Regions from separate parts of the Homo sapiens genome. Here region 2 is linked to region 1. A link is a contact called in ENCODE Hi-C or POLR2A ChIA-PET data. All regions are on one chromosome and are shown on one strand. The core of a region is the stretch at or near the end of the contact, and the rest is flanking DNA. Distances in the headings are between cores, read along the strand shown. Region 1 holds the start of GAS2 (growth arrest specific 2). Region 2 overlaps GAS2 (growth arrest specific 2).

Region 1 (4,813 bases), core at 182-2,681:
TTTATTTTAATACTAGGATGTCAAATGGGTGTTCCTGTGCACAAGCAGATCTTATTTCCTTGGCATAAGATCTCTCATACACAACTGATCTAACCTTGTTGGAGAGGGTTGGAGGAGATAATTTTATAAGAATAAAGTTTTGCAAACTCTTCACTGTAAGAAGATCACGGAGGTGAGAGGATGAAGATGAAGAAGATGGAGAGGGTAAAGACTGTGATTTCAAAAAGGTTAACTGGGAAAAGAATTAACAACCCTCCCCCAACCTCAATTGTTTTTAGAATGTAGAAACAGAATCTGTTAACCCTCGCTTTTGCTCCCTCTTCATTCAAGACAATGGAAACTTCTTCGGATACCTGGGCTAAGTTAATGGTAATTTACCATACTGAGTTGACAGAATTTAATTTTGCCAGTATAAATAATGTCTCCAAAGCAAAATTGCCTCCTTTGTTCCCCAAACAATTTCAGATTCCAGTCTCAACTTTGGACTGAACAAAAAGAACGATACCACGCAAAATCTCCCCAAAGTGTGTTGATATATATCGGCTAGCGTTTGTTTATTCACATAAAACTCAATTTCATCAAACTCATCAGACACAGTGAGTATCACCCCAGATCACACATGTGGCGCTCTTTCCTCCCATCCTGGCCTCAACGACTCAAGTAAAACATTCAGGATCAGCCCTTTAAGACCATTCTGGCTCTATCCCACCCCACCATAACAGACAATGCTGAGCATGCATTACAGATACTCTTGTGCACGAATGCATATGTGTGCATTTATAATCGATGTGTTCATTAAAAATCCTCACTCTGTCCCTGGTTGGCAGAGCCACCCCAGCGGGCTTACGTGCTGCGGTTGTCCGGGGTGTTCCGCAATAGGGATAAGGAACACATGGTTGTTTCCAGAGAATCAGAAAGTCACCCCCTGCAGTGAATACCCACTCTTAGAGAAAGAGCCTGTCCAACTGTCCGCGGCTCTTCACTCTTCCCCGCCTCGTTCCTGAGGTTATTTTTTAATGACCTCTCCCCTCCCCCGCCGCCCCGGGTGCAGTAGACAGGCAGGGGCTCCCGTGAGCCCCGGCTGCGGTGCGCGCACGCTGCGGCGGCGTTGGCGCAGAACTGGGCCAGCCAGTCGTGCTCACCCCCGCGTCCCGAGCTGGGCTGCTGGCGGCTCTCAGAGGCGCTTGGGCTCCGGGCTGGGCTCCTGCAGCTTCTCGGGGCCGGCCCCCTCCAGGCACAGGTCCTGCAGCAGCCGCTCCCCGCACCCCACCAGCCTGGCGGCAGCGGCAGCAGCTACAGCCGCACTACCCCTCTTCATACTTCTCTGATGGCTCCTTTTAGTGCTGTTTGGGAAAACGATTTTTTCTCCCTGCCAGAAACAGATTTCCTACATTTCATCAGTCCTCATAGACCGAGCGGAAGTAAAATGCTTACTTTTTTTGGTGGACGCAAATGCAGTTGACACTGATTTACCCTTCAAACGGGGAGAGATTGTATTACAAGCCCTTGGCAGCAATTCCGAGGTTGGGGCCAAGCTCCAGCCCCCTCCTTGTCCCCCAGACACTAACCTAAGAGAGAAAAGGTGGGGGCTGGGGAGGGGATCATATTTAACTCTAGAGGTTTAACAGAGTCAATAGCTTTAGCACAATATTAAAATTGGGTGTTGGAAAAGTTTTTGCTTTCCTGGCCAGTGATTTTGCAGACGGAGGCACGAGCTTTCCAGTAACTTCGGCCACTCTTCATTCCAAATTGAACATTTTGATGTCTTACAATTCTCTTTAAATATCAGATTTTTAGAAGAGGCTGTACTCACGGCTGTTTTTGCTTTACCAAAGGAAATACAATTCCACCCTTCCTTCTTTCAGCCTCAGCTCAGCATTATGTTGAATGTCAGAGACAATTGTCTCCAACTGTTGTTTATTAGTACGTGTATTCTGAGATGAAACGTCTTCCATGAAGTGGACAGATGTTCAAGTGTCTGATTCACCTCTAATGCGCGGGGACCGCTTGCTGAGTGTGCTGATCCCCACAGGTTACCACCTCCCATGGAGCATAAATAAAATGTATTACACTTTTTATTTTGTTTTGTTCTCATGTTCATCAGTTTCATGTATATTGCCATCCAATGTTTACAATGGCAGTGGTACAGGTATTGTGATCCTTGCTTGGATACCATTTTTATAATGATGAGTTACCTAGCCCCACTCCCAAATAGAAACTACCTGTACATCCACAAGCTAAATGATGTGGATGATTTTAGATATAATTTAAAAAATATTCACATTTCACCTTTATTATTGCCATTATCTGGCAGAAACTGCATCAGTTATTTGCTTCTAGTGGCAATACATTTAATAAAGAAGAAGAGAAAACCGATTGAAAAGTTTGGAGTCCTTGAACTCCGAACTTTTTATTTTAGTTCAATTTGCTTTTGCAGCTATCAGGTCCACATTTCCTCCTTAGCTTTCTAAAAGAAGGGAAAAATAGTTATTCTTAATTTTAAGGAGAAACAGCATTTTTAAAAGGTCAACATAACAGCTTGGATAAACATAAATAACAACAAAACATACAGAACTCATTACTGATGAGTTTTAGTAAACGAATCTGAATGATAAAATTTCTTAAAATGTGATCAGATCTGAGTATTCCTAGAGCCCCAACAAAGAATTTTGAGTGTCTGAACACATACAATTTAGTAAAAAATCAAATGTTCTTGATAATTTTTCCTGATCAAAACATCATCAGCCAATAAATGCTAATTTAAGAATTATCCAAATATGTAATGAGTTCAAAAAATTTAGCACCTTGAACTTTCAAAATCTTACATCCTATTTCTCCCCAGATATGAATATTCTTGTCACATTGTTCATTATTGGTGTTATAAAAAGCTAAGAGTAAGGCAATGTTTTTGTTGATTCAGGAACAATGCTAAATACAGTTTGGGGAAAAAAAGGAGGCTTACAGAGGAATTGGGAAAGCATAATCATTCAAAATTACTCCCTCTCCATGCTCATTTCTTCCAGGTATTTTTTTTTTTGTCTTAAATTTTGCATTATGTCAGATCCTCTGTCTCTCAGAAAGAGCGAAAAGAAAAATACGAGAAGAAATAAATAATGTGTTTTTTCTTTCATTAACATCTAAGAGTTGTACTGAATATTTTTTTTGGTGACAAAAGAGAAGTAATACAAAAGATTTCTGAAGAGACACGGATACAGTGTTTTTATTTTAATTTTTTTAGCATATGTAAAAATTCCCATTTGATTTTTATCTTGTTTTTCAAAATCAATATTTCTATTTATATATTCTGATCACTCACTGATATATTTGTCAAAGATAATCTTTTGTCTAAGTATTTTCTTAGTTTAGTGTGGACTCAACCCAAACTGTTCACCTTAGGAAAATGTAGTCCAACTGAAGCAACTATAGCTTCTCTAATGTGAATGCAAAGGAAGCAAATACTTCAATAAGATGAAAAATGTTTAAATACATCCTTGAAACTTAACACCATTAAAAAGAAGTCAAGCCAGATTTAAACAGTTTAGTTTTTATTTTCAAGTGATCACAGTTAGAGGACTTTAACACGGGAAATTTCTGCATTACTATGTGTGTCCCACATTCTAAACTTTCAACATTGTCTCAAACATGAATTTTCTCATTTCTCTAATAAATACTTTTTTGAGTTTAAAAATGATCAATAAAACACGTTATTTTTCCCTCCTATGTAGATAACTCTCCTTTTCTCTCTTAGTCCTTCTCCCAAATGAAAATAATATATGTAGTACTCACTCTGAAAAGTGAAGCAAACCTTCAATAAATGATTGAGGTTAGAGGACACTTTGAGAAAAAATTAAATAACACGGAAACAGCCACTGGGTTAAATTTGGTAAAATAAATTTCCAGAAGTGACCAAGAAAGACTTATATTCCTAAACAGCTTCAAAGGAGCAGTTAAAAATGACAAAAGACAGCTTGGGAAGCAAGTGAGAATAATGATACAGAAAGCAGTATGAAGACATGCAATGGTATTAAAAAATACATGAAGACATATATTTAATAATAACTTAAATCATTTACTTACATTTTGTTGACATACTTCCTCAGTGAGGTCAAATATGTTTATTTTTCCCAACCTAGCATCTTAGTCTATAATATAAGGCCTTCAATTGACATATTTTGAATTATAGTTTTTTAATGTCATAAGGCAAAGAGAATAAATTTTATAAATCCTAGCATAGTCATTACAAATAGTGTTACGAATAAAAACAGACTGTTTCTGAAATTTTAAACGATAAATGCTATTACTTTTCACCACCATTCATATATAAAACTACAAGGATAAATCAAAGAAATTTCATATGTAAAGTTCAAGGTTTACTCTCCATCTAATATGCAATTTAAAAAATCTATTACTTTACTCTCAGTGGAGAACTTTAAACTTTTTAAGTACAACACAACAGTAGCATAAATATTAATTCCCTCCTGTGCAAGACTCATTTTTTTCTGGCAAATTGTGTTAGGTATAAGCATATGTTTTCTAATTTTTACATAAGAAATAGATTAAAAATCATTTTGTGAAATATGCCATTTGTCTTATCTACTTTTATTCATTTATTTTTTATTTTTTTATTTTTTTTTTTGAGAAGGGCTATTGCAGTGGCGTTGCCATGGCTTACTGCAGCCTTGACCTTCAGGCTCTAGCTATCCTCCCATCTCAGTGTCACGGTAGGTGGGACCACAAGTGAGCACCACTGATATGGTTTGGCTCTATGTCCCCATTCAAATTTCATCTAGAATTGTAATCCCCAAATGTTGAG
Region 2 (4,600 bases), core at 1,028-3,527, 37 kb before region 1:
CACAGTTAGCATTCAATAAATGTTTAGCAGTTGAAAAGTCTGGAAAAGCATTCTTGAAAGGCACTTTATATAGGTTGGTCAGGGAAGGCCTCAGATAAAACATGACATTTGAGCAGGGACATGAAGAGAGTGAGAAGCAAATCATACACACCCCTGGGAAAATAATACTCTAAGAAGCTAGAAGAACAATTGTGAAGGCCCTGTGGTGGATGGGACCTACTCGTCAGGTTCAAAGAATTGCAAGGAGTCCAGTGTGGCTGCAACAAAGTCGGGTAAGGGAAAAGTTACAATAAATGAGATCAGAAAGGTCACCAAGGAACAGTGCATATAGAGCCTTGTAGGCTGTCATATAGATTTTGGCTTTTTCTCCAAGAAAGTTGAGGTGCCATTTGAAAAAATTTGAGCTAAGAAGTGGCATAATCTACTTTGAGTTTTAAATTATTTGATGATTTAATACATGTAAAAAGCTTACTCTGAATGACACGAAGTAAATACTTAGTAAATGTTTGCTTTATTATCATATCACATGGCATTAATTAAGTCTGTGGAAATAAAGGATCATGTATCTACTTTTCAATCTTTGAACAATTTTAAATGTAGCAAATATAACAACATAGAACAACATATGGTTTAGTTCTACACATATATATTTGCATACACATTCATTAGATAAGTAAAGATTAATCTCTCCTGTGTTAATCTGCCCACTGCATTTTGTTTATTCTGTAAAAATCCATTTATTCTGAGTTTTGTTTGTTTATTAGAATATTCCTTACTACAATCTACAATATTCCTTACTACAAGAAAGGGTTCTTTTCTGGGAGAATCATGAATTTGAGATGAGCAAAATATATATATATATATATATATATATATATATATATGTTTATTTTCACTGGCTTCTAATTGAAGTTTAATATCCCTTCAATTATAAATGTAGACAAAAATACCACAGTAGCTTTCTCATTGGTAAAAATTGTAGAAGCTTTTATTTCATATTACAATCGATCCTGGTATCTGGAAACACTGGGTTTACTCTCTTCTCTACTTTATAACTATAGGATTTATTAGAAGCAATGCCAGATTAACCTTTTTAAAATACAAGCACATTATTTTAAATTTGTGTTTCAATGTTGATTTTTAATATTGAAATAACTGTATTTTAATAAAATTGGTTCCCTTTATTTTGTATTTATTTCATTTATTTAAAAATAGCATGAGGAGAAATGATCCACAGGCTTCACCCAAGTGCCTAAAAGAACATGGCACAAAAGCACTTAAGTGATCCTGATCTAGAAGAAAGAATCCATGACTTATTTGCTTCACATCCTCCATAACACCTACAAAACAGAGTCTCAAAAGACTTTCTGAATTTATTGAGTTGTTTCACCTTCATTGTAGGGTTCTTTTCTTCCTTGTCACTTCCAAGATTTAATTCTTTTTTAACAATTTTTGATTGAGCTGGGATTTTTGTTTGCTTCTTTTGGCTTCAAGATATGCAAATTACCACATTTTTTATTTCTTATATGAAACAGCAATGCTAGCGAGGCATCTGTTAGACAAGCAGCCTACACTGGTGTGAAATTAGACATGACTAGCACAGTAATATAAACACAAAACACATACTAGAAGGCTTCAGGCTTCATGCATGATATGTAATGTGTTTTCAAACTGCTAAGTCAAACAATAGAAGCCATTCATGTCGTCAGCCCCTAAGAGCTTAAGATACAGTTGAAGAGCTCTATATATTGTAAACTCAGTTACCTCATCTAAAAAGCATTATTCCATTACTCTGTAATGTACCAGTACCACATACCTTGGACCACACACACATAAATATGGTGAGTGCTTACATTTTAAATTACCTAGCAATTCTCAGACATTTTTAAATGAAAAAGCAACTCTTTCCCCCAAATTTCAGCCTTTTAGAAAAGGTTCTTAATATAAAATCTATGAATGTTTCCCTTTAAGAAATAGCATACATATTCATTATTGATTTGTTCCAACGACTTGAGTTTCTCCAACACATTTAGTAACAGCTCATTTTAAAATAATTAATTCTCCATTTTCCATAGGGTGAGAGTGACTTTTTCTGACAAAATATTCTACATCCACAGTGCTTTGAAAGCATTGACCGCAATTAGTGCTATCAAATATCATGAAAACAGTTCCCCAGTTAGACTCCTTTTACAATCTTGTCTTGCTGATGTGCCTGCATGTTGTTAAATGCAGGATGTGAGACTGTAAGTAGAAGGGATGATGTCATCATGGAAAAATTCAGTCAGGTTTACTTTCATGCTCAAGGGACAACACTGCGCTGGTGCTAGGAAATCACGTAGATGAAAAATGTGTATGTGTGCATGTGTGTGTGAACCTCCCTTTTTCTATCCAGAATTTGCTCTTCTTCTTTTTATACTTTTTGGAGTTTCAATTTAACATATTTATTTTCAGTCACATGTTTCATATGCCTTTAATGCAACTGTTATTTACACTACCAAACAATATATTATGGTTTGAGCTCACAGACAAAAAGAACAATTTTGAAGGGGCTCTTTATAAGCAGATTCAAATAAATGTAGTAGCCTCTGGAATCTAGACAAATTTCTAGGTTAGAATCTGCCACCTGGTCTTTCCCTATCTCTTCTCCTTGCTCTGAAATATGTAGATTCTCAGCAGAGTACAGAATAGGGCTAGACATACTCTTCCCCACATCTCAGCACAAAGTCCTTATTAGGAGCATACCCCAATATGTAGAGAACATTAAGATTGGGGAAATGGCTTTTTGCTCATATGAGAAGGCTAGCAGCTACTGGCCTACAACAAATAAGAAAGGAGACAAACATGAAAATGATAGATTTTATTTTACCCTCTTATAATTTAAGGGGAATTCTAAAATAATTTTTACTTTTGCCATTTGCTTATTAGGGCATAAAAAGTAAGCTATCTCAAACATGAGTGCTTTTTACAAAGGTTTTCCATGCTTTGCATATGGTCATTTTCCATTTTGCTAGGGCCTATACTCTTGTCCAAAGATTTTTAAATACATAAGGCCATAAAGTAATTTTGTTCAATTTGCAATTCCATCTACAGACAGTTCAACAAACTTCATCCTCTGTTAAGTATTATTCCTAAAGAATCTCAGCACAATATCTTAGACACTGGCTTCTTCTGCCACCCACCTCAAGAGTTATATATCAAAAGTGTGAGAGACAATTCCTTCTATGACTCACTGAAACAAGGAAATGAGAATAATTTGGATTTTGACCTGTGATAATAAAAAGAGCAAAGAAAATGATAATGTATGGGTAGTCAGAATGGTCAAACTAATCAGTTTACACCCACTTAAAAAGCATTGTAATAGGTCCATACATAAGCACTTTAGACATTGCAATGCATGTGTAGCTCCTGTATTTATATTATATGGCAGGTATTTTTATTATTAATTAGTATCATTTTTGATTTAAGAAGATAGGACACATTTAAAATAATCTTAAAAGTGTGAAAACATTTCAGTATATACTGTTATATCTTTTAACTTCTATTTTAACTTCAGCCCCATAATAAAATAATGCCTTTTTCTTACTTAAGACCTGTGACTTCTTGCAACTAATTTTTTTCCCCAACTTTTATTTGTTTGTTTGTTTGAGACAGAGTCTCACTCCATTGTCCAGGCTGGAGTGCAGTGGTGTGATCTCGGCTCACTGCAACCTCCACCTTCCAGGTTCAAGTGATTTTCCTCCCTCAGCGTCCAGAGTAGCTGGGACTACAGGCACCTGCCACCACACCCGGCTAATTTTTGTATTTTTAGTAGAGACGGGGTTTCACTATATTGGCCAGGGTGGTCTTGAACTCCTGAACTCAGGTGGTCCACCTGCCTTGGCCTCCCAAAGTGCTGGGATTACAGGCGTGAGCCACCGCGCCCAGCCCTTTCCGAACTATTTTTTTTTTAAGCTTGATCTCACAAGCTATATATTACCACATACAACACATTTCTTCCTAATAGAGAGTAAACTCCTTGAGAGTATTCTATCTTCATTTAAATCACACCCTTTAAATCACAACTATCTTTCTCACCATGAAGACAAATGCACATTAACACCCACAGCCAATAACATCATCTCTTGTTGCTAACATATACTCAAACTATCCAATTTTAAAGTAACATATATAAGTAGGACTCAATTATTATAAAATATTTGTTGTTGGTAATATTCAATATTATAAAAGATTGATAAAATGAACTTGCTATACTCCATGATCATATTTAACTCCTTTTGAGTTACCTATTGTTTAATAACACATTTTCAGAAAGTCGATAGCAGTATTTACTGTGCAGTTTTCCTAAGTACTAGAATTCTGATTCTCTCCTGCAGTTTTATAGAAATTGTATTTTTACATTGGTTGTTAAATAGTGCTTTGGCAGACAGCAATTAGCTGCTCTGATAGAAAATAAAGGTTCTAATATTCTCATTTCCCTCACCAACTATTTTATTGAGCAAAAGAGGCAGTTATTGGGAAAAAGATGCAAAAGAAAAAAAATGATTTCATCTTTATGTCTCCTCTAGTAATCGAAAGACACAGCACTTCGTTTCAGGTCAAA

What was found. Hi-C counts contacts between places; a loop is a spot of excess contacts on that map. ChIA-PET counts read pairs that join two places held with the same protein, here RNA polymerase II (POLR2A). Pooled maps may share reads with other maps.
Region 2: a map of cardiac septum shows a loop between it and region 1 (2.4-fold over the local background). The contact joins the enhancer-like site here to the promoter of GAS2 in region 1. A Hi-C loop is called at or near these places in 5 of 168 maps with a recorded cell type or tissue (Caco-2, Calu3, HepG2 and 2 more), 2 of 37 single-sample maps with no recorded cell type and 7 of 50 pooled maps. POLR2A ChIA-PET finds 5 or more read pairs at or near these places in 5 of 52 experiments (GM12878, HepG2, activated T-cell and 1 more).

What each region holds. Positions count from the first base shown.
Region 1 is chr11:22,663,229-22,668,041 of GRCh38, reverse strand. GAS2 (growth arrest specific 2) reads right to left here and starts at 1,431. Exons shown (of 8, transcript NM_001143830.3): 1 at 1,143-1,431. RefSeq lists a silencer at 1,192-1,351.
Region 2 is chr11:22,700,873-22,705,472 of GRCh38, reverse strand. All of the region lies in intron 3 of GAS2 (growth arrest specific 2), which reads right to left. Among named protein-coding and RNA genes, the nearest start is that of GAS2, 37 kb to the right of the region's middle. Within about 2 kb of position 2,277, at least 4 of the 41 ENCODE cell types and tissues checked have a DNase peak (open chromatin) inside an H3K27ac peak, as active enhancers do.